Linked DNA regions of Mus musculus: region 2 is linked to region 1. Evidence: chromatin loops called from intact Hi-C (ENCODE). Cell type or tissue: heart. All regions are shown on one strand. Each heading gives the region's core, and the rest is flanking DNA. Links, peaks and the distances in the headings are about the cores only.

Evidence for each region. A loop is a pair of places that touch in the nucleus more often than their neighbours do. Peaks named below come from ENCODE experiments on the same cell type or tissue, not always from the same donor. Only the 100,000 strongest peaks of a DNase experiment are listed, where the experiment ranks them.
Region 2: it touches region 1 in a loop (2.8-fold over the local background); 3 of 42 quality-filtered maps call a loop at or near these places.

The regions. Positions count from the first base shown.
Region 1 is chr5:100,027,207-100,043,059 of GRCm38, forward strand. It overlaps Hnrnpdl (heterogeneous nuclear ribonucleoprotein D-like), which reads right to left and starts at 12,016. Exons shown (of 8, transcript NM_016690.4): 1 at 11,514-12,016; 2 at 10,607-10,775; 3 at 10,362-10,523; 4 at 9,879-10,010; 5 at 9,656-9,770; 6 at 9,275-9,445; 7 at 8,898-8,989; 8 at 6,371-7,778. The coding sequence starts at 11,956. The coding sequence ends at 8,919. Enoph1 (enolase-phosphatase 1) reads left to right here and starts at 12,788. Exons shown (of 6, transcript NM_026421.3): 1 at 12,788-13,096. The coding sequence starts at 13,013. In heart, for the core only: CTCF peaks have their summits at 5,145 and 8,957; DNase peaks (open chromatin) are centred at 11,425 and 11,775; H3K4me3 peaks cover 3,182 bases; H3K27ac peaks cover 1,926 bases.
Region 2 is chr5:99,224,632-99,240,484 of GRCm38, forward strand. It overlaps Rasgef1b (RasGEF domain family, member 1B), which reads right to left. Exons shown (of 14, transcript NM_181318.4): 5 at 9,845-10,057; 6 at 9,284-9,358; 7 at 7,671-7,766; 8 at 7,460-7,562; 9 at 4,690-4,769; 10 at 3,357-3,452. Among named protein-coding and RNA genes, the nearest start is that of Rasgef1b, 20 kb to the right of the region's middle. In heart, for the core only: no CTCF peak of the experiment used is centred there; DNase peaks (open chromatin) are centred at 8,770 and 9,970.

The DNA of each region.
Region 1 (15,853 bases), core at 4,277-12,276:
ATCACGCATCTGCCTTTTGGTGTAAAGAAGTTTGGGAAGGCGAGTCTTCCCTCTCTATATAGTGTGATGCATTGTTTCTCAGTAAGACTCCAAACTGAAGACTCTGCTTTCCCATAACACATACATGACATACACATACTGTCACAATGAAGGGCTGAAGAGGCTCGGTGGGTTCCAAGACACTTGCAGCACAAGTTTCAGCCCCTAAGGTCCCCTGCCTTCAACATCGCACACCGAAACCGAAGTTTCCAAGACCAAAGTTTCCAGTACAGTAGTTCTTTCAAAACACACTCAGACCAGATTCAAATTGCAGCAATTCTTGCTACTCGATGTTTATGTGGTGAGTAACCTTGACTGTCCACTGTACCGGATTTAAAATAACCATTGAAACACATTTGCTTCTCTATGAGGATGTTTCTAGAAAGGCTTAACTTCCAGAGTGAAGACCTCTTTAAAATGTAGGTGGCACCTCACATGGCCTGGAGTCCTAGGCTAAAGTAAAGAGGAGAAAGGAAACTGAGAAACTCTATCCTTCTGCTGTGACTCCCCTGCCGTGGTAGACTGTACCCTCAAGCTGGAAGCCAATACAAACCATTAATTTTTAAATTTCCTTCCTTCCTTCCTTCCTTCTTCTTTTTTTTTTTTTTTTAGTTGTGCCCACCTTTATCCCAGCACTCAGAAGGCAGAGTCAGGAGGATCCTGAGTTCAAGACCAGTCTGGTCTACACAGAGAGTTTCAGGACAGTCAGAGCTACTTACACCCTATCTAAATTAAAAAAAATATATATGTGTATGAATACATATGTGTATGTTTGTGTGTGCACCACATGTGCAGAAGAGGGCATTAGGTCTCTGTAGCTGGAATGACATTGTGAGCCACCTTGTGGGTGCTGGGAACCACGCTCGGATCCTCTGGAACAGTGGCAAGTGCTCTTAACTACTGACTGTTTCTTCGCCAGGTGTTTTGACACAGCACCAAGAACAGTAAAGTACAGAAAAGTAGTATCAAGAATGGAATAAACCTGGAACAAACTGACCACGTGGCCTGTGGGCCTCCGGAACTCCTTCCTTTACAGAAGGAATGTCAAAGCATTTAGAACTTTGGGCAAGAAAAGCTCTAGAATGGTGTCAGAAGAACTTGGAGGGTTATCCTACTGGGAGTCAGGGACACAAGAATGCCAAGGGACAAGCTGCAGAGGCTGGCTTCCGAGGGGAGCAAGGACTCTGTGTCCAGAGCGAGAGGCCATGCTGCACCATGAATGAGTCTGGTGTCTTCTGCACACCCTGGGAACTGACTCCTTTGGCAGAGGAAGTGCCAAGGCTTTGGTTTGCTAGGTTTTTTGTTTTATTTATTTTTTTATTTTTTATTTATTTTTTTTTATTTTTTTGGATAACAGGAGTGTGCCCCTGTGTCTGCCCACAGGCCTGTAGGTGAGTCCCAGTTAGTTCTCCAGTGCTTTCAGTTTTTTGTATTTTTTTTTTTTTTAATTCTCTCATTCTGTTTGCAAAAAGGGTTGCATTACCTAGACCACAGGTTCTAGAAACAGAATCATGTATATTCATCCTCTTGAAAAATCAAAAATATCTAATGATACGAAGACATATGTATGTGTGTACAAATATATATATATATATATATATATATATATATATATATATATACTCTTCAGAGTATACATTGGGCAATTCTAATGTATGTGAATATGTAGTTCTGAACAAAAATAGGAGTGAATTCTGGGCTATTTCTGAGGAAAGGACAACTCGTGGCAGTAGACTTCTCACGTAAGTGTCAGTGTACATGGCTCTCATTATAGACAGGCTCCAGTGTATCCCACATTGTAGCTCAGGTTGAACTTGAACTTCTGGTCTCCTGCTCCAACTTCCTGCAGTGCTGAATGATAGCCATGTACACCTACCACACGATCTATGGGACATCGGGAATTGAACCCAGGGCTCCATCTATGCTAGGCAATCACCCTACCAAGTCTCAAGCCTAGACCATTGTTCTTACTGAGATATACTACCAGCTCATATACTTTCCAGAAACTGTCAGAAATGACTATGTTTTCTGGTTGAGTCTCTAGCAGGTTGTTTTAAACAAAGCTAGAAGTTTCCTCTCTGATATCTTTAAGGCAGAGAATGATTTCATCAAGTGGTCAATATTTATGTCTTAGAGAAGAAAAAACAAAAAAGATTTGGGTAATTTTATCGTAGTAACCTGGAGGCTGCAGACATGTATCAACCAGTGAAATTCTTGCACCAAAAGTATGAGGACCCAAATTTGGGTCTTCAGCACCAATGTAAAAAGCTGGAGTAGTAAGCAACTCCTGGCTTTCACATACATACACATAACACACCCTCAAAAACAAATAATACAAAAATTTAAAAATGCTAGCCTGCTAATCCCACATTGGTTGTGTGTCATTTGAAAAATCTACACTCTTAGCCAAAAGGATAAGTAGCTACATCACTGGAAAAATCTGTCATGAAATCCTTTCTGGAGGCCCAGCATATTAAAACAACAGTCCTGGCTGGGTGGGGGTGGCACAGGCCTTTAATTTCAGCACTCAAGAGGCAGAGGCAGATGAATCTCTGAGGTTGAGGCCAGCCTGGTCTACAGAGTAAGTTTCAGGACAGCCAGGGCTACACAGAGAAACCAAGTCTTGAAAAACCAAACCAAAAAACCTCAATAATCCCATCTCCAACAGGGAACTGGAATGAATCGTTTGAATTTCAAGTTTTATTTTTATCTATTTATATTTTTTTTGAGACAGGGCTTCACTATGTAGCTCAGCATGGCCTGCCACTTCATAGATAGCTCAGGTTGGCCTTGCATTAATAGAGTTCCACCTGCCTTTGTCTCCTGAGTGCTGGGGTTAAAGCTGTGTGTCACCAAGCCGAGCTAATTGTGTGTGTGAGTGGAAGGCTCGTGGCTGCGATGGCTGTGTGTGGGGGGAAGCACAGAACAGGGTCTCAGCTTCCCGGGAACTGGAGGCACGCACAGCTGTGAGCTGCCTGATATGAGATGCTGGGAATTACACTTGGCCTCCATCCAAGTATACTACATGGTCTCAAAAAAATTGAGACTTATTTTTACTTTGTGTTTACATGAGTGATTTGGCTGCATGCCTGTCTAAGCCACACGTGCATGCAGTGTCTGCAGAGGACAGAAGAGAGCAATGGAGCCTCAGGAACTAGAGTCACAGATGATTGTGAGTTACTCCTATGGGTACTGGGATTCAAACTCTGGTCCTAGGGAGAACAGCCAGTGCTCTTAACCACTGAGCCATCTCTCCAGCTCTGAAACATTTGAATTTATCAGTCTTGAATAAGAGGGAAACCCTTTTTGCTAATGTCTGTTATCTTGGTGCCCTGAAACACCAGGCAAACAGCAATTAAATAATTTTAATTAACGCAATTTTTATAATTAATTAAGCAAGGAAAGAACTGGGTCAGTATGGTCACACCTTTGATGGACTCTAAGACACATTAACTACTGAAAAATAAATGTACATTAGGTAAAATTTGGGGGGGGGGAGGGAGTCCTTTATTTCCAAAGCCATTTAAAGACTAACTTTTAATACTTCCTAAGGATGCTCAAGGTCTAGTGCTTTAAAGTTCTCCCTTTCCCAGAGCACAGCAGGGATGCTGTCCTGAGCATCCCTCTCTGTCTGTACCCATAGTGATGTGGGATTGTGCTGCTCAAGTCTTATTAAGAATGTAATTTTCTAGCCGGGCGTGGTGGCGCGTGTCTTTAATCCCAGCACTTGGGAGGCAGAGGCAGGTGGATTTCTGAGTTCAAGGCCAGCCTGGTCTACAGAGTGAGCTCCAGGACTGCCAGGGTTATACAGAGAAACCCTGTCTTGAAAAACCAAAAAAGTAATTTCCTGGTCTCATTTTCAGTATTCTAGTAAGTGTGGCAGAGATCATAGAAACATCTGTACGGCTGATGATAACTATTTGATTTTAATTGGCATGATGCCCACCGCCTCAGCTATGACAGCTCCCTACCTATACTAGAAATGTCAGTGCTATTAAAGTTACACACACACACACAAACAGACACACTTAACAAGGCAGCCAAGAGCGTCTTACATACCCGTAAACTAGCATTAAGGAGACTTGAGGCAGGAGGAATACAAATTCATCACAAGCTACATGTGGAAATTGGACTCAACAAATTCTAAAGTATGGGGAGAGAAAACAAAGCGTTCTGGTGATGAAAAAAAAATCTGGAAATCACTCAAACTTCCTTCACTAAGTTTATAAAAACCCTCAAGTAACCAACCAACCAAAAGCCCCCAAAACCATAACCTGGATTTCAAGTAGTCAAGAGACTGAAGCAGGGGCTACAAGTTCAAGGTTAGTCTGGTTAGACCCTGAGGTCTCAAAAATTTGGGGTTGTGGAGAGATGGCTGACAGACAGCTGAAAGCACTTGCTACTGCAGAGGACCTGGGTTCAGTTCCCTGGTCCTACAAGGAAGCTTACAATTGCTTTAACTTTAATTCCAGGGGAATCGGACATCCTCTTCTGGCTTCCATGAGCACCAAACACAGGTGGTGTACAGACATACATCCAGGCAAAACAACATACAAACACACATTTAAATTTTTCCTGGCATGTATACACACATACAAGCTACCTACCTCATAGTCCAAGGACAATCAGAATCAGTATCAAGGACATATCTTTCATAGGGACAATGGCAGCTGCTGATATCCTGAGTATTCAACCTGAGAAATGGATCCATTGTAACCAATTCTTTCCTGAAGAGATCCTACCCAGGAGTATTAAAGAACACTGACCAGTCCCAAATCCAAACAACTCTCAAGCAGCAAATTCTTCATCCAGAAATCTGGGTCTCAGGTATTTATAAAAAACCTGTAGTTAGGGTAGTGCTTATAAACCAGCAGCTGCCCCAACTTGCAGACCATGCAATGAAGTTTGTCAAGGACTGTTGGTAAGTCTACCATTATTGTCATTTAATCAGAGTTCACTAGCACAGACACCTGCTCTGTGTGTGCGCGAGCACTCTGGTATTGTCCCCAAGGAGGCCAGAGCCACTGGAACTCTGGAGTTGTGTGGGCTGAATTCAGGTCCTTTGTGAGTGCAGTACTTGCTCTTAACCACCAAGCCATTTCTCAGGTCCCCCATTTCTAGATGGGTATTGGTCTTTGAGAAAGCAAGCTCTTGCAATTTTTATGTGTGGTAACTCACTGACTGCTTTGCACAGCAGGCACAGCACTTGACAGCCAGCTCTGTTCAACTGTGCACTCTAGAGTCCTAATGGAAAGCCAGAGGCTCAAGTCTCAGTTCAGCATCCCTCTAAATCCCAGACCACATTTTAGTTTTCAGTGGGAAGACAAGGTGGATCCTTACTTTTTATAAAATTAAATACTAAAACAGACTTGAAGGAAAAAAACCCAACCAATTTGAAGTGATCCCTATTTTTACAGGGACACATCCTCAGATGGTTGCATTGTTCTCAAGGTCAAGGTTACAGGTGACAGCTAGTAGGCCAAAGTCCAAGAGGGCCTTTCCACTTGTCAACACTGCTTCACACTGGTGATTCCATATGGTTATGTACATATGCAGGCATCTGGTGTTGCCTTCCAAATGGTGAATGTGCACCGACTTTGGGTCATTTCCTTGATTGCTCTTTGGTAAGCACGCAGTATAGCAGGTATGGAGTTAGCTTTCCATCTTCTGAAGAGCCTCCAGGTCATTGCAGGAACCGGTGCCTTTATGGGCAGAGCCTCTTACCAGCCTGTCCAACTTGTCTGAGACCAGATATCTCAATTGAACTTGAAGCTATCAATGCAGTTAGGATGGGAGGTAATGGGTGAAGGATGTACCTGACTCCACCCTGTCCAACCTAGGGTTATTTACACACTACCAACCCAGCTCCCTAAAATGTCTTGAATGTGAAATATTCACCCAGCCCTTGAGGTATACTTGTAAATTGAATTAATGTCCATTTAGTTCACAATGAAAACAAGTCCTGATTATGATAGCATGAAATGTTATTAAAGGTTCCCTGTCAGAACTAATGAACAACACACATTGAACAGGAAAAGGTTCTGGTTACTCACGTTAGTAGCCCAACAATGACATGAGCCTCATCTTTAAAAAGTGGCCAAGATATTGTCAAAATAAATATTTAGGAATGGACACTGACCTTAATGTCTATTCATCCAACTAAGCAATGTTCACACTACTCAGCCTTGGCGAGTTCACATTTCTGTGGGTTCATCAACACTAAAGAAATTTCCTAAGTTCAAGATCTCTCAATGACCAAGTACATTCTCACCCTTCAATTCTCAAATCTTTGTATTTTCTTAAAGTCATACATAGCAAGACTTAACTGAGATTTTATTTTAAAAAGACTTTATTCATTTTGATCAGGGGAAATGACAATCTTCAATGCCAACTTGTCACCTAATTGTATTTCTTTCTTGGATACTATACCTACTAACAGTATGTGAAATGACCTCCTATTCTCTGGTTGCAAGTTGAAACAGTTCTTTTTAATAGCCAACAATGGTACCTGGCCAGAAGAAAATGAGGCCAAGGCATGGTAACTTGACAGCCTAGCAAGTACAAATATCATTGGAACAAAGTTGTAGGCATTTAAAAAAGATATCAGTATAAAAAGCTTACACTGGTCTAAGACCAAGTACTCTAAACATGTACCCCAACCCAGAAGCTTTTGTGGAACCGTGGAGAGACCTCTAAGCCAAACATTTATGGAAAAGCTCAAAGCCTTTATTACTTAAATCTTTTAAGTTTTTAATGCACCAAAAGATACACCATGTGACTTTCCACAACTCCCTTCCTCTGCCTGCATAGCAAACTGCTTAAATCTATTTAGCTTGTGTACTATGGTGGGATGGATTCACTACTGCTAATTTTCCTAAAACCTCAGCCCACTGCACTGACCTTAGTGGATAATTGCAGATAGAATGGATGAAACCCTGGCCACCAGTTTCCCCCCTGCATTTACCTCTAACAGACAAACCATGGACTCTCTTTAAAGTCATCTGTGAATTACACATGGTTTGTTAGATAAGCACAGAGCAAAGGTAGCCAATTAAAAAGCTTTGTGGTAGCCAACAGGTCCGTTTCTAAGGTGATGAGATAGAAACAAGAGCATCACTTGTGCTCAGGCAAAGGACACTTGCCAGTGAGGTACAGCCCTAGCACACCAAGGTGCTTTCCTTAGAACCATAATCTGAAAGCACACCATGTGATAGGAAGTGTCACCAATCACAACAGACTAGTGTCAGTCTCCAGATACCCAGGGAGGAAACATTATTCAAAAGGTGTAGAAGTTATCAACAGAGAAATTAAGCATTAGACTGTAAGCACAGTAACACCCACAGAAACCAGGGGATACTACAACCAGTTTCTTCCTGTGGACCAATACCCCCTACAAAATAAGCTGCGTCTGTCTTGATTATTGCTTCTTTATAAAATTACATTTCCACAGAACTATGCAGTACCTGACGCAGGAAAACAATCACATAAGGAAGCATTTATTTGAGGTTTAACATGAAACCACACAAATAAAAATTTGTATGAACACAAATCCACATTGAGTCATCATAACACAGGTAGCAAAGGACAAAGTAAAACAGAGGAACTAATTGGCAGCTATATACAGTTGGACACAATTGTGTCATGTACACTACAAAGTCTTTTACAAAATAATCATCTTAGGTCAACAGAAGATCAAGCAATCTTCAATGTCGTCCTGTAAGATGGTTTCTTTACACCTCCTAAAACAAAAACGAAACACCCATTAGATGTGTGCAGCCCCACAAGTGTGCAAAGGTCCACTTTCATGGACTGCTTAAGTCCTCACTTCAATTAAAGATCACACGCATGTTCATCAGCAAAGTACAGTTTGGGCACTGAAACTCACTCGAGTTCCAAATGACACAGGATGGACTGAATTTAGAACACGGGAATGCAATCTTCCCTGATCTGCATCTAGCAAGTGAGGGCCAACCAGAACAGAAGCATCCCTAGTAAGCCAACTGGATGCTACCAACACAAATTCCAGGTAGGTTTATAATGGTAACACGGTAGCCAATTACTTTGTGCATATGATCTTTAACTTATATCCCAGATTTAAAAGTTCTTGTTTTGGTTTGTAGATTTCACTATTAGCTATAAAAAGAAAAAGCAAGCATTAAATCTTAAAGAATGAACACTTAAAATGAGGCTCCACAATTGAAATACAACACTAAACAGAAGACCAAAATGATTAAGCTGTAAAAAGGCATTTATGCACTTTAACTCCTGTAAAAAACCATTTAAGTTAAGTTTAGACACTTAATCTCCAAAAAGATTAAAAAAGAAGCCAAAGTCTGAAGTTTTCCACTTTAATCTTTACGCTGGTACATGAAGTTGGAAGAGACCATACCACAGGACAGCGTTTTCTGGTGTATGCCTTGCGCTCTGCCCGCAACGTGCGACCCCCAGAGATAGACGTGGTCAGGGTGACACACGGCCTGCAATGAAGTTCCCGCTGGCGGGTACAAACAAGGTATAATGTCAGAGTTAGAAGACAACATTCTTCTTTTCCTTAAGTTGTACCCATTTCAGTACTTTACCTGTTAACACTTCTAAAAAAGTTTAATTACTCCTCTACACCTCCTGGTACACAAAGCAAACAGAAAAACTCTTAAGTTTTTCTGTAGTTCTAAAAAAGGTGAGGTAAAACTTTAAAGTTAAAGATCTATAGACACTTTAGGCAAAACAGGCTCATAAAGCAATTAAACAGTAACACTTTAGCAAGGACTACACAACATATCATTTACTCGTGTTTTTCATTTGTCTATTGATCTTTAAGTTAAATTAGCCAGTGCAATGCTTTCCTGCATCTCACACACCTGCTCTCCCAGCGTCCTCCTTTAGTAGGGCTGGTAATTGTTCTGGTGATTGCCGCCCCCTCGGGACGCCTTGCCGTAAGTGCTCTGCTGACCTGTGGAAAGGATATGAGTTTCACTAACAAAGTTTCCTAAGAAAACCGTTTTTCTAAACAGAAAAAAAAATCTACCCTATAAGAAACTATGCATGCTGAACATCAAAACATCAAGCCATCTTAACAGTCAGTAATAGCCAATAGCTGTTAATTATATTTTAAAATAACCACCGTCTTACTTTCCTATGACTATACAACATGACTACTCCAAACATCTCAACAGTAAGCCCATACACACAAGTTCAGAATGGGAAAGTACTTCACAATTGAGTTAAGTGTTCTTACCGCTGTAGTCTGCATATCCCTGTCCATATCCATAGTTCCCATAGTTATACCCAGTATAATCATAGCCGCCATAGCCACTATAGTTCTGATCACCACCATAGGCACTATTATAATTTCCATATCCTTGATCATAATAGTTATTAAATCCTTGGTTCCAGTTTTGGCCCTGACCTGAAACAATGCACAACGAAGGTTAGGAAACAACTTGGGACTGTCCCAATCCTACCACAAGCTGATCCATTCCTGTCCCCTACACTGTGGCTTCAACCCCCCCCCCCCAAGTCAGCTCTTTAGTTTCACTCTAGCTGTGTTTCCCTACAGGTCAGGTCCCTAGCAGCTCACTGCTTCAGTGTACCGCTCACTCGCCCAAGGAGGTCTCACCTCTTCCACGCCCCCTAGCACCTCCTCTTCCGCCGGCTGCAGCCCCTCTGCCTCCTTTCTGTTGTTGCTGCTGCTGCCTGTACACCTCTTTGGGTTGCGCAACTTTGATTTCGCACTGTAAATAAACAGAAAATTTGCAGATGTTCCAAGTTCTGAACATAGAACAAGTTTCTCTTCACACTGACTTCACACACACAATCCTCTAAGTTGTTAAGGGATTTACCTTCCCAGAACCTATTTGATGGTATCTGCTTTCTAACAGTTTCTTTACTGGCTCTTCGTCTGTGTATGTGATAAAACAGAATCCTCTTCTTTCATTTGTTTTTGTATCCATGGGAAGCTCAATATTTTCTATCTGAAATCAGGTGCACAGACAAAACAAACAAACCCACCAGTTAATAAAGATTATATAATGCCACAGGCTCTTCACAAACACCAGACACATCTACTGACCACCATGTTCTAAAAAGTTGTGTTTTATCTTTTTATAGTACCTTACACCCCAGAGGCCACCAATTGGTGAAACACTTTACACCTTTGGGGCTTTGGCTAAGTAAGATTAGATACTGGTTTCCACTACAACATAGAAAGCAGCAGTGAAGACGAAGCAAGAGAATTCAGTCCCATCCGGTGAAATATTAATGAACCCCCCCAGACTTGACCAAACACGAGCACAGACACACATACATACACAAACACAGCCCACCTCTCCAAAGGCTCCAAAATATTCTTTAATTTGTTCTTCTGAAGTATCTGGGCTCAATCCACCCACAAAGACCTTTTTAGGGGGTTCTTTCCCCTTTAAAGCTTTGGCCCTTTTGGGGTCTATCAATTTGCCATCCAGTTTGTGTTCTTTCAGTTCCAAAACCTGGAAGACAAGGCAGTTTGGACTTAAAAGCCTAGAGCAACTTGCAAGCAACGCAGTAGACTCAATGCAAAACACAGCCCTACCTTATCCACACTAGCAGCATCTTTGAAAAGCACAAATCCAAATCCTCTTGATCTTCCCGTGACTGGGTCTGTTTTAATTGTGCAGTCTACCACTTCCCCAAATCGAGACAAATATTCAGTCAGATCTTTCTTGCTTGTATCCCAGCTCAAGCCTCCAATAAACATTTTACTAGAAATAAAGTTATTTAAGAAAAATAAGCTTAACAGTAACTTAGTGATTAAATACAGGGCAACTTACTCTCCAGACGCAATCTGTTTTGACTACAAACACTAACATTAGACCACAAAAATCTTAACCACTTGTTCAAGCCAGCTGGCACGTTGCTTTGTACCACGCGAACTCAAAACTTAGAAAAAAAAAAAAAGCCATTAGAATCTGGTAGATGTCCTGCCCTGCTTGCTTTGGATTGCAGAGCACAACTTTTACACCGATTCCCCCGCAACTTACGTAGACTCTTGCCCACAGCCTTAAAGCCAACTTTGCTACCTAGGAAACTTTTAGTGCCAGTCGTCTACTGGTGCCCCAACCAAAAGTTTCCCAAACCTAACCCAGGAAAATTCGCGAGCGGCCAACACACACAATGAAGAGGCGGCAGCGGCAGCAGCAGCTGCAGCAAGTGGCGCACAGAACCCGGCCCCTCCCCCCTCCCGGGCCCCACGCGGCGCCTGCGCACTCGGGACACCGACGGCGCCTCTCTCCTTCCCCAACCCCTCCTCCCTTCCCCCACCCGCGGCGGGCCTCTCGAGTCACCCCATCTTACTTTCCACTAGTGGGGAAGGCTACTGGGGTCCAGCGGGCACGCGGAGAATCGACTCGGGGAAAGACTGGGGGCAGCGCGCGCGGCTCCGGAGGGACGAAGGGCGCGCGCGGGGCTCTGGGGGAGGGGAGGAGCGGAGCGTGCGGTACCCGTCATCCTGCTGGTTCTTGCTCGCGTTGATCTTGGATCCCTCTGCGAACTCCTCTATGTTGCTGTACTCATTCATGTCCTCCATGGTGGCGGAGCCGTCGGCGAGGGGGTGCTGGCGCGCAGTCCGGGTCCCGGCGGCAGCGGCGGCGGAGCGTTGTATGGAGCTAGATTTAAAATGGCGGCGGAAGAGATCCGGCCGCCGCCTGCGCCCTCCCTTTATAGCCGCCCCGCCCGCCAATCGGGAGGGCTGCTGGGCGGTGACGTGGCGCGGGCTCCGGCGCGCCCCCTGGCGGGAGGCGCTGGAAGCGAGCGAAGGGAGGAGCGGGGCGAGCTGCCGGGGAGCCCGTGGCCGCCAATGGGAGAGGCCGCGGGAGGCTAAAGTAGCGGGAGCGGAGGGGAACAATGGCGGCGGCACATGGGAGAGCCGGGGCGGGACCTCCATCGCCGCGCTCCGGATGAGGAGCGAGGTCGCGCCGCGGGGAGAGTCAGCCGTGCGGGACCGGGAATCGCGAGCGGCGCCGTGGCAGGGCCACAGTCCCTCTTGCCTTGAGAGCCGTTGGCGTCGCGCGTCCAGTTCGGCTCAGTCCCTTGCTGCGCCCTCAGTCCCCTAGTGCAGAGCTGCTGCTGCTGCTGCAGCGGCGGCCACTCCGGCAAAAGGGCGGCGTGCACCCCGCGCCGCTTGCTGAAGCTGCAGCGCGCCCGTCCGCCCGCTCGCTCGCCCGCCCTCCCGGCGCACGCGTGTTTTGTCCTCGCGCCGGCTGCAACCAGCCGAGCAGAAAGCCTGTGCGCGATGACCGCCTCCGTCCTGGCGGGGACGGCTTTTCCGCCGTCGCCTCGGGGCGGTGTCGGCTCAGGGGCCGTGGCTGCAGGATCTCTCTCTGCAGCCCGGGTTCCGTGCGTTCGTTCTCCGAGGCTGGCTGAGGCCGCGGCGGAGGGCGGGGCCTGCTCGGATGACTGAAGCTGTGCCAAGGTGCACGCGGTGGGCGGGGAAGGGGTCAGGTGCCGGGGAAGACAAGGGGCACTCACGTCCCGGGCGCGCCACTCAAGGGACTCCCGTCTGCACGAGCCCCGGGCCTCCCGCGCAGGCTCCAGCAGGCTGCGGAGGGCTGGTGCCCGCGCTCGGGCTCCAGGCTCCAGGCTTGGGTGCTCGCTTCTTTGTTCCCGCCCACGCGAGGCCTATTTTGACCGACGGGTTCGCGGCTCGCCGGCGGCCAATAGGCACGCGCTCCTTGTTTCCTCCACCCCCCCCCTTTGAATCCCGGAGCCCCGCCCCTCCGGCTGCCCACGTGGTCCGGGCCTGCGCGGCTCGCCTGCTCGTCGGGTGTAGTACCCTAGGCGGCTTCCTCTGCAACTGCGGGTCCCAGCTCTGTCTCTGAGCCCCTGGTCGTTCGCTGTCGCCAGCGCCTCGGTTGTTGCTGGGCCCTCGGGAGCTCAAGACGCGCAGGCGGTGTTGCCCTCCTTAACCAAGGCCGAGCCCGTGGTAGCATCCGGCAGGGAAATGGTCGTGGTTTCCGTGCCCGCCGAAGTCACCGTAATCCTGTTAGATATCGAAGGTACCACAACCCCGATTGCTTTCGTGAAGGTGAGGGGCGGAAGGGAGCGGGGAAGTTACTTGTGCCTAAAAGCATCTGAAAGGGAAATTTTAAGTGTTGGAGATTTTGCCTGGGAGGCTCAGGAGAGGCGGTGTGGCTTTATGTCTCTGGAATGGGGAAGAGAAGCTGCGGCGGTTTGCGGGGGTGCTTTTCCTCGCGCCACCATCTTCTCCCCTGTCCTTGCTTTCGGTTAGGTGGAGAAGGATAGGAAGAAGTGGAGATGGTCTCAGCAACGGCTTGGGGAGGGGCAGGTCAGCTGGGAGGAGTTGGGGTGATTGGAGCTCCCACGGCCTGGCAGGTAGGTGTGTCGCCCGGTGGATGAGCGTCCCCCATGTGCTGAAGGTTGCGGCCCGCAGAGGTGGTGGCCTTGACTTAGTGGTCCTTGAGGTTTAGGCCTTCCCAATGCAAAGACTAAAGTGAAAGGATTTCTAGTGGCTCTGGTATCTTGGGCAATAGCAATTGATTTTCGCACCATCTCACTTGCGCTGGTTTTGAGACTATAAGAACACACCTAAAATTCCATTCATTTTTCTTAGAAAGCCATGGTATCTTGAAGCTTTTGAGTATCTGTCGGGTTAACACAGTTTCACAGGCTTAGGACTTGACTTTCTTCCATGTAGTCAATTTATGCACTGATATTTATGATAGAATAGTTGAGGGTAGTATGGAGGGGGGGGAGTTGGAAAACCCATCGTCCAGTAAACTGCAGCCTGCTTTAAGGTCTATTTTGATTGTTTACTTGTTACAATTGTCTGATTTTTCTAGATGTAGGTCATAATGTTTGTACACAACTTTAGGTCTCCAAATATAACAGCTATTTTATTTAAGACAGGCTCTTAAATAACCTCTATAATTCAGGCTGGCCTCGAACTCCCATGTGCCACAAATCCGGCAAATCAATCTATCTTTCTTTCTTTCTTTCTTTCTTTCTTTCTTTCTTTCTTTCTTTCTCTCTTTCTTCCTAAATAAGAATTATGGTGTTTTAGATACATAGCAAAGGTTCTGGAAAAGTCTAGTTGGCCATTTTGCCAAGATTTTAATTACAGTAGAGACCAGTGGAAAAATTCAAGACTGCCTAAATGCTGATAATTGTGTCCACTTTGTTGTTCTTGTTACATAATTAACTGCTTTGTGTGTGGTGATGGGGGGAGGTGATTGTAGGTCACCAGCTCTATTCTCTCTCTGTCTGCTGTCCGCAGGGCACGGGACCTAAATGACAGCCGCGGTCAGGATATGGCCTTAAATATGTACCATTTTTGGAAAGTTGATTTGTTAAATAAGATAAGCTCATATAAGTCAGCATGGAAACTGTAATGTCTCTTCCCTCAGATGCCTGTGAGCCACTTCTTTTTTTTGTTGTTTTGTTTTGTTTTTCGAGACAGGGTTTCTCTGTGTAGCCTTGGCTGTCCTGGAACTCACTCTGTAGACCAGACTCAGAAATCCGCCTGCTTCTGCCTCCTGAGTGCTGGGATTAAAGGCATGCGCCACCATGGGACCTTGTAATAAAAATGCTCTAGTGACTTAGATTGATACCAGATTATATACACATTCAAGGCTAGCTACAAAATAATGATTTGGGAATCTCCCTTAAAGGATAGCTTTTAGCAATCAAGCATGGTGCTGCCCAGGAAGCTGGGGCAGGAGGGTTGAAGTCAGCTAGGGCAACACACTTATCTCAACAATAAGTAAATACAGGACCTGGAGGTGTGGCTCAGCAGTTACTAGCACTGGGGGCTTTTCCAGAGTACCAGGTTCAATCCCCAGCACCCACATGGTGGCTTACAACAGTCTGTAACTGAAGTTCCAGGGGATCAGATGCACTGTTTCGGTTTCCATAGGCATCAGGCACGCAAGTAGTACATAGACATATATGTGCAGACAAAGTATGTATAAAATAAAAATTTAAAAATCTTGCTAAAAAGTTAAGGACTGAGCATGTGACAAGCTTTTAATCCCAGCACTAGAAGGCAGGAGCAGGTGGAGCTCTGTAAAGTTGAGGCCAGCCTGGTCTACGTAGTGAGTTCCAGGACATCTGGGGCTACAGAGACGCTGTCTCAAAAACCACAGAACATAAAGTTGAAAAGTAAGTACATATAAATGAGTTTCTTGGTCCTGTCTTAGAATGTTTTTATTTTGCTGTTACACATACACATGAATTTGTCAAAATAAAAGTATGGTCGGAAGAATGAGTTCCATTCAGAAGAATTCGAGTTCTGTGGGTGTTTGTGGGAATTGAACAGAGAGTCCATGAGACATGCTTGGGAGCTGCTGTCTGAACAAGTTTAGCTTTCCAGCCCGACTTCTCAAGGCCGCCGCTGCACGCCTGGGAACATGGACTTTGTGAGTCCTCAGGAGGGTGTCTGAAGGATCCTTGAACTCTTTGAGGAGAATGACAGAGACCCGCCCTTCTCCAGCTTTCAGCACGGAGCTGAGAGTAATACTCTGAGCATTATTATTAGTCAAGTAGGTGTGTGAACTTGAAGATGATCTTATTTCCCAGAATGGCAGACAGAAGCATTGGGTGCTGTTTACTTGTGAGGTGTTGAGCCTGTCTTCAAAACCTGTGACGATGTATGCACTATGGATTTAATACGGTCCAAAAAGTTGTGTGAAATGCCTGAGATTGAACCTAATTTGTCATGATCAAAACCCCTTACTCTTGGCTGGGGATGTGGCTTTGCTAGCATACCTGAGGTTCCAGGTTCCGTCCCCAGCAAATGCCAAGTGTTTTGTCGAAGGTCATCACG
Region 2 (15,853 bases), core at 4,148-12,147, 800 kb before region 1:
CCAGACACAGGCTGGTCTGCTCTCTGCTACTACCCAGGTTGTGGATGCACTTGTAAGACAATAAACACACATCCTGGGACAGCCCCAGGGAAGTGGGGGCGCAATGAAAATCAAGACATGGTAGTTTACAGTGCAACGGCTTCTAAAGGAGAGGCTCTGTGCTGTCCCAGTCCCAGGGCTGGGCTATGGGCCTCATTTACTGTCTTGTAGACTTAAGCCTGTGTTCTTGCCATGGCCATTAAATCGTGGGAGGCAGAAGGATTCCTTCTGGGAGTTTTGTATTCAGTGTCCCTACAAGATGCTCGACTACTGAGTCATTCTTCCAGGAACACAGAAACACAGCCAGCCTAATGTGGGGCACTTGGCTGCTCTATTTCTCATGCTTATGACAAGAAGAGAATCTCAGACTTTAACCCCTTAATCGCTCCTGAGAGTGCCCATCAGTTTTACACAAGGAACTGAACGGTGCAGAATATAAGAACTCAAGGGTTTTGTGAGGTAAGTAAAGGGATTATGTCTTGTTTCTCTTAGGTCTTGCCACTATCATTAGTGGGAAAACTAAGTAGCAACATATACTATATATATAATATAGCCATATAAAAACTATGTGTATATATACATATATATTCTACAGCCATATATAAACTAATATGTATACATATATATTATATAACTATATATAAGCTATATTATATAGCCATATATTCTATAACCATATATATATATATATATACTATCATGTTGAATCATGTATTCCTCCTGGCTGGCCCTCAAAATCACTATGTAGTCAAGGATAACCTTAGACATCTCTAATCCTCCTGAGTGCTGGGATTTCGGGCATGTACTGCCTCATGTGGTTCTGTGGAAAGCTGGGGACTGAACTCCACTCTTTTTGTGCAACCTAGGCAAGGACTCCACCAACTGAGCTACAACACAAATTTCCCCTTTAAAAATATTCTGAACGCTGGGGCTGGACAAATGGCTCGGCAGTTAAGAGCACTGACTGCTCTTCCAGAGGTCCTGAGTTCAATTCCCAGCACCCACATGGTGACTCACAACCATCTGTAATGGGATCCGATGCCCTGTTCTGACATCCAGGCGTACATGCAGACAGAATAATATATATTCTGACTTCATTTTAGGCTTGATAATCCTAGCTACTAAAGGCCTGCCTGGGCTACGTGGTGAATTCTTCTTTAAAAACAAACCAGTGCAAACCGGTGAAATGGCAGCTGGGATATCTTAGAGATGAATGCTAGAGAGCTTGTCTGGTAGGTATAAAAGCTCCAGGATCAACCCCCAGTACTGTAAGCGTGAACTGCTGCTAATTCAGGATCAGCCTTCTTTCTTTAAGGCATCGTCAGTTCCACGTCTAGAAATCAATGCTAATGAGGAGGACCATGTTTGCAGAAACACAAATAGGATCGGGAAGGGACTGGAAACCAAGTAACCATGTGAGAGACGCATGGTTAAGAACAGAGTCTCCGAGTACCCACAGGGAGCAGACTATTTAGAAAGCACTTAAGGGCTCCTGCACGGAAGACAGATTTGATTTGCACCATAATAGGTACCTGGAAATGCACTGCTCTGACCACATAAACTTGAGATTCGGAAAGGATCAAAGACCATTATTTGAAAGGCACTGCCAGGGAGACTGTAAAATGGGCAGTTACTTTGGAATAAAGAAAGTACTCCCTCAGCTCGAAATGAGGAAAATAATCTCATTTTTTAAAATAACAGGAGAGGTCTGGCCAGACATGTTTTTATTTCTTATCTTTTGAGGCCAATTATGAGAAAGGAACGGTTAACTTCTTCAGATGGTTGTAATTACAGTTGTTCCATCAACTGCAGGCACAGCCTATAAATTTATATAGAACGCCCTCTTACAAATAAAGCAAGATGAAATGTCTAAGTGGCATAGGTGTAAATAATTGTTTGTTTTCCTTTCTGGGGACAGCTGTTAAAGTTGCACAAGTGACAGTGGCTTCTCTTGGTGGCTGCTGTCAGAGCCCTCTGACAGACAGGACTCCATACTGCCTCCCTCCCTCACCAAGGGCCATGTGGTGTCTGGTGTCCACCATAGGGAGATGTGGGGTGGTCTCACAGCTTCCCTGCACCCCCAGCTCAGGGTGTCGGGGTCCTCCCTCCATGATCACTAGGAAGCGTAACCCACTTCAGATTGGCTCTTTTCAGCAAAATATAAAAGCAAGCACACTGCCTCGCATCCATCCGGAGGTTTCCCCAGTTAAAAGTCAAAGTTAATGCATTTACAATGTTTCTCGGATGTCACCGGAGCCGGAAATTGTGTTGTGGTGGTAGAAATGTCAGATCTTTAAAAGGAGTTTTTGCCTTAGCTCATTAGTCCTGATGATTCTGTGGGGAAATGACTTAGAAGTCAGGGAATATTTTCCTCCCGTTTTTTTCAAGCTGGTTGAAAATACCATTTAACACGGGGGCAGAATTTAAAAGTTGATAGCCACCACTAAGAAATCAGCATTAGTGGTTGTAGAAATGGCTCAGCAGTGAAAAGGACTGTCTGCTCTTCCAGAGGGCCCCGGTTCAATTCCCAGCACCCACATGGCAGCTCACAACGGTCTATAACTCCTGTTCCAAGGATCTGACACCTCACACAGACATACACGCAGGCAAACCGCCAGTGCACGTAAAGTAAAAATGAATACCTCTTCAAAAGAAAAAAGGCAGCATTAACTGTTGTCATAACTGAACATTTACTTCTCAAACTCCGTGACAGACAATCTGTCCTTCCTCTGAGAGAAACTGAGACAGAAATGTTTCTCAGAGTCCAGAACTTGTGGTACAACGAGAGGGGGAAGAGAGGACAGGATCATTAATTTTTTTTAGATACTGCCCCTGTATTTTTTGAGCCACCTACATATCCAATTAGTCACAGCAGGCCTAATGCCATAGCAACTAACCTACTTTCTGAGAATAAACGGCTTGACTGTGGGAGGTAAGCTAATTCTTTTGAAAGAAAGGTTACATTAAGGGAACCACCTTATGCAGAACTTAAATGTCTTTTTCCCATTAAACCAAATTACTCTCTAATGCTATTAGTCACCTTATCACATGACTTAACTCACTGCCTGAAGTCCAACCAACACGCACTACAGAACACATCAGAAACGGAATAATACAAATCATATCATGTACAAATACACAGTGCTACCCCTCGCCAGTTCTCTTTGTCCATTGTCCAAGCTCCTCTTCCTCATGGCCTACTCCTCCCGAGGGATAAGGTAAGTGCGCGTCTCTTAGGTCTGAGCAGGTAAATGCAAGGCCGGGTAGTAGTTTACATCCGGACAAGTCTATAATAAGCAACGCTTCCCGCAGCTCACCTTCTCTCTGCTACTGTGAGCAGTCAGGGACCTTTGCGCTGCCCCTCGGAGAGCCGTTCTGTAGTTGTAGAAATTGCTGGATGGATCCATCTGATGCTGTGGAGAGAGAACATCATTAACCATTCAGCTCTCAACTTCCCAGATCATGCCGATGCATACAAAGTCACAGCAAGTCAGGGAATTCGTTAGAGGTATGATTTATCCATCACACACACACACACTCACATATACCAACACCAACAGCAGCAGCAGCAACAACAACAACATCAACACAAGTGTTTTCCTTCCTGAGGTTTGGTTTATTTTTAGAGGCTTATTTGAACTTTGATGATGTCAAACCTAAATCAAACCTGTTCGTTTAAGCTCATTGTTGAGATCAGAACTATTAAAATCAGTGCGAGAGATCCAAACCCTGGCATTAGAAAAGTTTCTGGTTCTACTTGATGGTCAGTGGGCCAGGTCACAGGTAACAGCTGAAGAGAACTTGCTTTCCGCAGTTCTAATCAATCATTCATAAACCACGAAAACATGCCATGTTTGTTTGTTTGTTTGTTTTAAAAAAGAAGTTTACTAGAGAGTTCAAATAAAAGGATATATACTTGATGGTAATTTCCACTTTAGGCAACTAATTTGGGTGAAAGAATGTTTATTATTTCCAATGACTTGAGATGGTCAACATTAATACACCAAGGTAACAGGAAAGTAAACACTATCCAAACACACACACACACACACACACACACACAGAGAGAGAGAGAGAGAGAGAGAGACAGAGACAGAGACACAGAGAGAGACAGAGACAGAGATACACACACCACACACAGAGTCATATCACACACACACACACATACACACACAGAAACGTATAACCTAAGAGTTATATGGGAGTAGCTGTTTGGGTTAACAAACTTTGCTCAAAGAGTGGTGAATGAATATTCTAAGGAGATAAAGACACTGTATAGCAGTACAAAAGACAAACTGGGAAGTAGACCTTTCTCTACGGTCCAGGACCCCAGTTCTATTTTGGTATATAAAATTGCGTGACTCAGAAGGCAGCATTTCTCCCATCAATTACTCCAAACCCTCTGTAAAACGACCAGCTCCAAACCAACTTTATCTTGCCCTCTCCAGTCTGCGTACCTTTCCTACCTCCGGGTCTGAAAGCCTTTTCCTTTGATGGTACTCTCTGATGGAGAAGCAGCATCATACAGCTGAATCCCATCATCCAGGTCCCTTGCTATCCACCCCAGGCTGCCCTAACACTCAGCCTCCTGAGTGCAGGTACCACAGGCATGCTCTATCCACTCAACACCGAGTCATCCCTTTCACATACCTCAAGAATGTCAAACTTTGCAGTCTTCACTTTGGCCCAGGTTTTCTTAAGTCTCGAGACCGGGCTCATATTCATACCAGCTTCCCGTTTAAGAGGGGCATGAGGGGAAGAGAATGGAAAACAGAGACGTAAGAAGTCATTGTAGCTTGTACTCCCATAATGCATACATAACCAAGCATCGGCAACTGAGTCCTCCAACGGTAGTAACAGCCTCTGATTTTACATTTCTTTGCTAGCTTCTCCTCAGCTCAGAAGCAGCACAGCACAGCTGTGAACAGGCTAAGCACATTTCTTGGGGAATGTAGGTCATACTGGAGGACCTAGACTATGCCATGTTGTAGCATGTGAGCAGCCAGGGTAACTACACAAACACATGGTCATGACTGCAGTCCTTCAACACTTTACTTATAGATGCTGAAGTTTATATGGTGAGGGTTTTCTGAGGCAGGGCCTCATGTAGTTCAGACTGGTCTGGGCTTTTCTCCAGAACTAAGACTGGAATTTTAGCTCCTCCTGTTTCAATCCCTCATGTGTTAGGAGAAAAGATAGAAGACACTGGACCTGACAAGATGCTAAAGTTTGACTTTATATTATATTCATATTGGAAATTCTTTTTTTTAATTACTTTCAATCACTTCAAAATATTAGAACTCTAGCTCATTGGCCATTAGAAAACAAAATGGAACAGTTGGTGACTGGGCTCCAGGTTATTTGCTGACCTGTTTCCTGTCACCTAACCTGTCATGCATAGTTTCCATAAAGTTCCTCACATACCCACTATACATTCCTTCAAGAATAAGCTAAGTTCTAGGCTGGGGAATTTTCCCAATGTTGTCTAGCTGCCCCAGTAGCAGAGATCATACCAATATGGCTCCATAGCCCATACCTGTCCCATGATGCCTGTCCCAGTGAAAACCTATATCCTATAGCTACTTGGTACCACACTGCAGTGGAAAAGGAGTCTACGTGGACCTAAATGAGTACATGTATTCATCTCCTGCCACCAATATTTCTAAGTTTAGTAAGTTTAAGAGATTTCTAATTGAGGCAAGGCACAGACACAGATCTTAAATGTCCAATGAGATGAATTTGATAGGTGTACAAGGTCATACGTCTCCATTCCAGTCAAGTTATAACAGAACTTTCCATCACCCAGAAAGCTCCTTTTGACCCACTTCTGGTCAGTTTCCACCTCCTCCAGAAATGGCAACAGTGGTCAAGGGTCACCTATCACCAGACATTAGTTGACCTTGTCTATCCTAGGCCTTACATGAGTGGGATTCCACTGCACATGCCTTGTCGTGCCTGACCTGGTAAAGGCTCAGCACGACGATTGTGAAACTCATCCAGCTTAGCTATGTTTCAGTGATTCATCTTTACTGCTCCAGAGCATTTATTGTATGACTGCGCCACGATTTGTTCAGTCATTTACTTGCAAACAGGCATTTGGGCTCTTTCCAAGCTGGGGCTATTAGGGATAAAGCCTCATTAATAATTCTAGCACAAATCTTTCTGTAGGCGTGCTCACTTGTTATGGCGCAAATACATTGGCATTGGAACATCTAGATTACAGGGTAGGTTTTTGATTAGCTTTATAAGAAATGCCAGTTGCTAAAGCCATAAAACTATTCAAACTCCCTCTCTTCCTGTATAACACATTCCACGTACCCCTTTATCCCGGACAATATTTGCTGCAACTAGTTTTGATTAAGTTATTTTGCTATATGAGATGGTCCTTTGCATTTCTGATGATCCTTTATGCACTTACAATCCCCTGGTTAGTTATCCAGTGCAATTGTATGGTTCTGTATGCGTCATGGATACAAGCTCTTTGTTGGCTATATGTTAATATCTTCTTCCATACTATGATTTGCCCTGGCACTTTCTAATTGGCAGATGAAGAAAACTAAGTCATCCTCTATCCCCGAGGACCCCTGTGCTTAGATGCCCGCTCTATCCACTATTTCTATGGAGTCAAACATAGTCAACATTTCAATGGGGGAAAAGAAAGGCAGATGATAGAAGACAAAATAGAAAAAAAGGGGGTATAGTGAAGAGATTTATCAGTATAAATATTAATAAACTAAGTTGAGGAGATTCTCTAGCTTCAAAGTGACCCAACTCTACCTTTTACACAAATATTTCCTGAGTGCCTGTAGGTGTGTAAATGGCCACTGAGTATTAAGATGGAGCCACAAAGATTTGCTTTTATCTGTGCTAATAAAATCAGTAGAAAGGAACACAGTGTCTTTCATTACAGCCCCCATGATCCTCTGCAGTCATTAAAGCCCCCATGATCCTCTGGAGGGACCTGGAAGCAAGACTGCAGTCATAAGCTGATGTTGTCTCAGAGGCACGGTCAAGAGTGAAGCGCTTGGTTTCTTCCGCCATCCTCAGGCTACTGCTGACGAGATGGCGAGATTTCATCTCAGGTCAGGCCATTTCCATAACGCTTGACATACATGCTGCCCAAATACCTCTAGAAACCTTGTATTTAGACAAGTGTTTCAGTTCTCAGCTTTTACAGATGGATATTTAACTGAGCATAGATGAACTAAAGACATTCAATGAATGTCCTTTAAGGAAAGACTGTATGTACTTGGCACTAGTTTAGGTCCATAAAGCATTCTGAACGTTTCATAATAACTCTGGATTAAAGAGAGTAGAGTTTTCAGGAAAGGCAGATTTTCAGTGGATACAATTTCCAAGCCCCATAAAACTAGTGTTTATACACACACACACACACACACACACACACACGAATACTCACAGATGATTGCCATCAAAGAATTGAAGTTTCCAATGTTGAAACACTCTCGAGCCACATCGATGAAATACTCGATCATCCTCGCTCGGTGCTTCTTCTTCACAGGCTGTAAGAAAAACGAGCGTGAGCAGACAGGAACCCAGCACACAGGCCCAACAGATAGAAGATAAAGCAGGAAAACTGGATCTGAGGAAAAAACAATGTGTTGTCTCACCATGCAGATTTCTGTAGCAACCAAGTAGCTTAGACGATTAAACCATTCTACGTACGCCTCCAAGTTCCGTGTTTTCTTCCGTTCGCTGTAGCAACTCTACAGTGGAAGCAACGTGGACAGATAAGCCTGTGAATGCGCATGGATGCGCTCCCAAACGTGTCCTTCCTTCCCTCCCAAGAACTGAAGTTTCTCTGAAATGATGTTATCCTGGGAGGCCTGTGCCCTCAGACCCTCACTTCCAAAGAAGGGTCTGCTGGTTACTTTTAACTGTCCACTTGATAGTCTCCGTGACAAGCTACTGGACAAGCTAGAATCCCGTGGGAAGAGCGAGTCTGTGCGAGACTGCCTTGACTGTTAATGGATGTAGGAAGGCCCAGCCCCTGAGGGCAGCAGCACCATTTCTTCTGGGCAGGGGATGCTGAACAGCACAGCACAGAAGCTCATGTGTGAACAGGCCTGGCTGTACTTGTTTCTCTCTGTTCCTTTCCCCTCTTTAAAGGCTAAAGTTTTATTTCTGAGGAACTTGCCATTTTTAGAGTGAGCTACATAAGAAAGCCAAAAGGTTGCACGCCCCTCACCCTAAGAGTAAAGCAGGGCATACAATTCCCCCTTAAACCCTGGCATGTTTCACTCTGCTCTTGGCCGGGATGTGACTAGCTACTTGGGTTCCGACCTTGACTTCCCCTCTATGGTGGCCTAGAATCTGGAACTGTGAGCCAAACAAGCTCTTTCTCCCGGAGTTCTTTATTATCAGGGTATTTTATCACAGCAACAGAAATGCAGTTGGCAGGGGGTTTCATTCTCCAACAGCCTTGGGCTGCTCATACCAATTGCTATCAACACAGCAAGGGGAGGGAATACAGAATTTTGGAGCACCATTTACCCGAAGATAAATGGAAATCTACACCATGATGCTCTTGAGTAGGGTGAATGCCACACTGTTCATCTTAGCGTGGAGTTCAAGGCCAAGCTTGGGGAGGTTCATTAATCCTCTTTCCTTCCTTTCAGAAGACACAAACAAAACATTCCACTAGCCTCCTATTGAAAAACCCAGTCCTCACTTCCCATACTGAGAGAAGCTGGACCAAGGCGGGAAACAGCTGTTGGCTTGTCTCCCAGAGAGACTTCACCAGTAGATATAGCAGCTGCAGATAGCCTAACAACTCAAAGTGCTTCTAGAGGTCACTCTAGAATGGGGCAAATGTGTTCATGTGTTCATGAAATGTATAGTGTATGTCCAGTACCATGGTCTTTACATGTATGCAGATTCACTTCCAGAAAGGGGCCAGACCACCTGGAGCTTTTCAGGGCCAGAGAGGCAGGCTTGGTGCACATCCTGCCTCTCTGCTCCTGCTGCTGAACTGCGGGCAGACCGTTCTCTTAGATTTTCTTTCTGGCTTTAATCTGCTAAAACCATTAGGTTCTTATCGTCTTCTCTCACCAACACTGTGTCTGCTGGCCAGGAAGGGCTTATTAAATTCCCCAATAAGGAGGAAATGATGGAGTAGAACTATTGTATAGGCACTATTGTATAGACCCAACCCAAGACAAACCCCGATGAATCACAAAACAGCTAATGAAAACACGAAAACAAACAACTCGGTCCTGATTACCTTATCGTTGTCCAAAGGATCCTTCTGCACAAATGCCTGAACAAACTCTTCTGGGCCAATGTAATTGAGTCTCTCCTGGGACAAAAGCAGAAAATATTAAAGAAAGGGGAAGAAAACAGATGCCAACTCCCCTCTATTAATTTTGATGCTACCCCGCGTTTCTCAGACCAGGTTATAAAATGGGCTTTTAACCCTGAATACTTTCATCAGCTTCAAGTTGTGAAGAGGGGCAATGCTCTCCTTAGGTCAATGTTTCCTAAGACAGTTGAAGAATGAAGGAAATAATAAGCCAATAACAGGAAACTAATTAGAGGCAGAAAAAAGACCAAGAGATTCAGTAGACTCTGCTTCCCGTCTTGTTTAGGGTGTGTTTACGAGTAAATTCTCGGGATATCGGCATCCATATTCAGATGCCCACACAAATCACGCTCTGGCTGCTTTGTGGATGTTTCCCCTTTTGAGTGATTCTGACCTCTCTCCCGAGATTTACTATCAGCCAACAGTCTGGTTGCCAAAGCAAACTAGCTGTGGCTGCAAAGGGCAAAGCAGATAGCGCCTCACCAGCTCGATGTGGGTCAGCTGCTGGGCCAATGTGTAAGGGTCGCTGCAGACGGTCATGATGTCCCGCTGTATGGACTGGGGCTTGGTCTTCAGAACCGTGAGCCGGTCCGTGGCTGTGGAGCTGAGTTTGGCCAGGACTTCCTCATACTGGCTGAGGGCGGCGAGTTTTCGGATCAGACACTGCATCATCTGCTGGACGTTCTTCCGGTACGTCTGCTAGGAAGTGAAGGGAGGATGGTATTCTTGCCCTGCTTCTTCTCCAGCACTGTGAGGCCTCAGACACCCTGTCTTCAAATGCTCTGAGCTCTAGCAGCTAAACACCTAGGTTTCAATAACCTAGGTTCTCTCAGGTTGCTTGTGAAGATATAATTCAGGCTGGGCCTCAAAAACACCTCAGAAACTTCAGATTAGCTCTAGAGGTGGTCCAGCATAATGAGTACTACATACAACTAAGCGTGCTCTAGTGAAACTGTCTCTGTTCACTATCTCAAGGTGGATCATCGTCTTCCCATGATTTTACAGTCACCTACGGGGCTTCTCCATGCCTATAATTTCCAGCCCTGTTTTGCCAAGTGCACAGCAGCTACGTGACAAGAATGCACCATCACTGTCTAGTCCACCTTCCTGATCTTTCCCATCTACAGTGGAATTGGGTATTCACTCTTGTCATCTGACCTCTCTTGACTCACGTCCATTCCCTCCCGTGCACGGGTCAGTACTGATGTTCACTGGCATTCTCTCTCAGGGCAGCTCTCGCCACAATGCTACCACCAGATGCCACCTCATTGATGACTGCACCGTGCTATACTCATGACTCTTAGGAGGCATAGGTTACAAAGGTATTTCATATATTATAGGTAAATGTCGACCACTTGCCTCTAAAACACTCTTTAAAGCAAAGTAGTGACTTCCCAGTCAACCACTCTTTCTCCTTCCTTCCTTCCTTCCTTCCTTCCTTCCTTCCTTCCTTCCTTCCTTCCTTCCTTTGTTGAGTATAGTTATTTGATATGGAGTTATTCTGGTCTTTCTTTTCTATCCTCCAACTGCTAACAGCCAACCATCCTTCGAGGTAAATTATGATGCTCATGTTGGCAAGAGCCGTGCAGACTGACTCAATGCCAGCTGGGCACTTAGGCAGATAGCTCCACAGGAGGACAGACCCAGGGAGCCTACAGATGCGGGCAAGCCTATGCTTACTCCTCAATGGCTTTTTAAAAGGTGCCCAGTAGCATCTGCCAACATTTCGAAATTTGAAAATTGTAAGCCTAAAAGATATATTTTTTTTTCGAATTTGATACCAGCCAGAGATACATGAGAACCAGTCTCAAACAAATAAACAACACCCCCCCCCCCAAAGGAAAAAGCAAACAAACAAAACTTCAAACAATCTAGGTCCCACTGAGGATTAAGGTTGGAGGTTGTTAATTTGTATTTATCACTCAAAGAAAAATATGTCTTCCCTTGACATCCAAACGAGTCAAACGCAAGTACTGGGCTACGTTATACCCAGCCCAAGCTCACCTTCTCTAGCAACACTGAGATACACCAGAACTGACTTGTGATGTGTACTTTGATCTTCTCTACCAAACGTCCTTATAAATGTCTACATGCGTGTTCCTACTGCTTCTTAAAGCTATGCAACAGTTCCCAATATATGACTCTCCTTTAGACACGTTAGCTACATCATGTGGCACCCCGAGTAGAAAACATGTTACATTTTTTGCAGTCATTACAACTTATTTACAGAGGCTGGAGAGATGGCTCAGTGGTTAGAGCTCTTCCAGAGGACCTGGGTTCAATTCCCAGCACCCACATGGAGGCTCCACCGCTGTCTGTAGCTCCAGCTCCAGGAGTCCCAAAACCATCACACAGATACACAGGAAAGCCCAATGCCAACGCACACAAAACAACAGCAACAAAAACTAGTTACAAGCGTAGGCCACAACTGCCGTTACTGACATAAAAAGTGTATTTTGGGGTAGATAAGGGACATCTCGGTCAAATTTTTCTGAGAAGAGTTAAAGAGTACAAAAACAAAACCCAAACTGAATTCTCTAAGCCCACCATTCCTATGGGTGAGCTCAGCCATGCCTGAGTACATCTGAGCCAAGGAGCAAGGTACACACAAAGCTGGCATCACTAACTGCTGTTCACAGGAGTGGGGCTGGCATGTTTACTGTGTAAATGTTCTTACTCGATAGTCAGAACAGATTCCTACACTACTCGATTTATTGTAAATAAAGCAAAAGTCAGCCCAGTGCTCTTTCCTGGATACTAATGTAAGGAGCATGTGTAGAAAAGTTCCTTTCCACTTGGGAAAGCAAAACACTCATCTTTAAAATGTGCGTCATTTTACATCCCACACAAGATAGTCTATATCTCACACCTCGCCTCTCTCGACCTTCTCAGGGTCCCTAACTCAAGAGACTTTTGGTGGGAATGGCCACTTTTCTACCGGTCACCACCTGAAGGTCCCAGCAAAACAAACAAACAAACCAAACAAAACCAAAAATCCCAGTGGGCTGAGCAGGATGGGCTGCAGCTTGGGGCAGGTTTCTGCCTGAACTGGGATGAGGCACAGTCTGCGCAGCACACTGCAGATCCACCTCAGATGATTCTGGCAGGCAGCAATGGGTAGGAAGCGGAGCTCTCCTGAAAGGCTTATCAGGTGAAAGATTTGTGTTCTCCTCTGAAAAATGTCATGTTTGGAAAGAGGGTGGGGGAACTGCAAGTCACAGTGAACAAAAACCAACAGCAAGATATAACACAAAAAAGTACACAACGGAAGTATTGAAATCTGTGTGGAGGGAGAGGGAGGGAGGGAGAGGGGGTACTGTGACCCCTTTCAAAGCTTCCTGCTTTCGTCTGATGCTGTTTGAGAAATCAGGTCCTGTGAAGTTAAGCATGCCTCCTCACTGAGTCATGAATTGCTAAATATGTACTTATTCTTCTTTATAACTTCAGTTGCCAGCGACAGTAATTACCTGGCAAATAAAGGCTGAAGTCCTTATTACAAAGGCCAGCCCCTTAAGGAAGGGAAATTGCATGCCGCCCACTCCGGTCGTTTGTCATGAAATTCAATCATTAGTTTTATTTTGTGTGTCTTTCAGGCGAGCCCTAATAAAACCACTTCATCTGGGGCAAATCCCCAGGGGAGAAGCACATTAAGTCAAATTATGTGGAACTGTCCTAGCAGATCCTAAAGAACCTGACTAAATTATACACAGGGCACACCTGGACTCACCGATTGCCAAAAAGAAAATATCCCCTGAAGTCAGAGGCAAGAAGCAACAGGTCCCAATTCAAACCAAGGATTCTTCAACTGGGAGGAATAATGTTTCCCCATTCTCATAATTGACTTGCTTGTTCATTCAGTCATCTGTCCATCCACCATCCATCCACCATCCATCCATCCATCCATCCATCCACCATCCATCCATCCATCCATCCATCGAACATACATCCATCCATCCAACATCCATCTATCCACCATCCATCCATCCATCCATCCATCCATCCATCCACCATCAATCCATCCATCCATCCATCCATCGAACATACATCCATCCATCCAACATCCATCTATCCACCATCCATCCATCCGTCCGTCCATCCACCATCCATCCATCCATTCAAATATACTGGGAACCAAGTACATGCCCAGCATTAAATAGGAGTTAAAGAAACCATCGTGAACAAAGTGACTAGAGTCCAATGGAACAACAAACAATGAACTACAAGCCCTAGAGTGCCAGGAAACAAAAGGTATAAGTCAAAAATGGGAGGGTCTGTGACTTGGAGTCGTGGGAGGTCTCTCTGAGAAGAGAAATTTAGGTACTCGATAGCAGGGAGACTGCCAAGACTGTTAAGTGCAGCAAGGGCCTTTAACACATTAGCACAAGGCACTTAGCGCCATGATTTATGGAATGAGAAGGGAACTAGGAATTTAGAGGACTAGCCAGAACACACCCAAATCAAGCAACTGTTATGTGTGGAGCCAATTCCTAAATTCTGGATAAAAGCAGCCAAGAAATGGCAGCTATCCTGAAGCCCTGGCCAGTGAAGGCAGGCATGTCCTCCATGTACATGCGTTCAGTGTACTCCCCAGTAAATCCTGTTTACCTACTAATGAGCCAGCTGACCTCTCCATGCTGTTAACACAAGCGTATCAACATCAATGAGAAGTTGGGGTCAGAGGATGTCTGTCCCTTTCCTCCATTTCCCCCAATTCCTGAAGCTGTGACCTTGTGGATAAAGACCAGATCTCAGTAAACAAATGAAAAGAAACACTATGGTTTTTATTTCCATAAGAAAGACCAAAAGCCATCAATTTGGCATTTTCAAATCACTGCATTTTATCTTTAAAATTAATAATAATAATAATAATAATAATAATAATAATAAAGTCTAGAAGTATAGCTCAGCAGTTAAGAGCACCGACTGCTCCTTCAGAGGTCCTGACTTCAATTCCCAGCAACCACATCGTGGTTCACAACCATCTGTATGGAATCTGAGGCCCTCTTCTGGTGTGTCTGAAGAGAGCAACAGTGTACTCACAGACATAAAATAACTAAAATAGATCTTTAAATATAATAATAATAACCATGTATTTCTTTTATGGGAAGAAACAAGTTTAGAAGCAATTTCTAGTTCCTATCTCTGAGAAGCAACAGAGAAGAGATCGGCCGGCAGCATGGATAGCTCCGTATAATTGAACCAAACTGAAAAATTGACTGTGACTCAGATCTTAGCTTCAGAGAAGATACAGCCCTGGGATGGCACTCATCCTTTGACCAGTTTGTCATAAGCCAAAGCCACTGAGCCAACCTAGGCCCTGCCGAGCAGCCAGCAGCTGCCATCCCTAACAGAACGCTCCCGGCAAACTGCACTGTTGGACATTCACCTTTGTGGGTGTCCATCTGCATCGGTTCATTCTCAGCAGGAAGAACCTAAGACAGGCAAACGGATCAGAAGAGCCACAGCCAGCGGGGCGTTCCTCACGGCGCCAGGAAAGAAGCTTGAAAGCATTAAGTCTTGGGTTAAAACCATATGAGAGAGCTAAGTGCTCAGAAGAGCTGGTTTTGCCTCCTGTCATGGATCTTAGGATAGGAGAATGGCAGTAAGACACAGTGACACGGGTCAGGTCAGGTGTCTTGAGGTGTTATCTCTGCAGCACAGAGCTGAGGGAACCACTTCTCCAGAGAGCTGACACGGAGGCCCAGTGCATCTCTCCACAAATGGGACATCGCTCACTCACTGCCAGGTGCCTCTTTCTAGGTGACAGCGTTACATCCGTGCCAAACTTGTTCCCAGAAACTTATCAGCCACACGGAAACTACAAAGCTATCCCTTGCCCAACAAGCTTTAACACACAAAGTTAGCCCTCCGGGCCTGCTTCAAATAACCTCGACTCTATTGAAGCCGGTTAGCACCTGCCTATCAAAGGCTCAGCTGAGGTAAGTGATATTTATGAAGCATGACCTAAGAGACTTTGAATCTCCACTTATTCTGGGTCCTACCCTTGAAGCAACTTCCGGCACCAGAATCCTTGGATTGTCTCCTGCAGGCCACCCCCAGCCCCAGGAGTCACCTTTGCTAATTATACAACAGTGCACCCTCTCTCTTTTATCAAGAAGAGTTCACGGTGAACACTGTAAAAGGCATGTTAAGCCTCCGACACGAAATCCCTCCACGGAACGCTTTGCTTACTGTTTCTCCTGTACATCATCACACTTATGTCTGTCTGGCAAATGTTCTACTGGCCCCAAATTTCTAAGTTTTTCACTTAATGCCTAGAATAATTAGTATGTTTCTTTCTCTCCCCCTGACTATCTGTAAACAGCTGTATTTCCCTTTGATTCCGTATTTACAAGCCACAGCCATCCTTGCCAGCTACACTCATACTAAACACTAGCATAAGTGCTTTCCCCTCCACGGCCTGGGACTGTCTATTTCTAATTAAGAGTTATTAACACGCTATTTAGCTGTATCTACCTTAAGTGTGGGCAG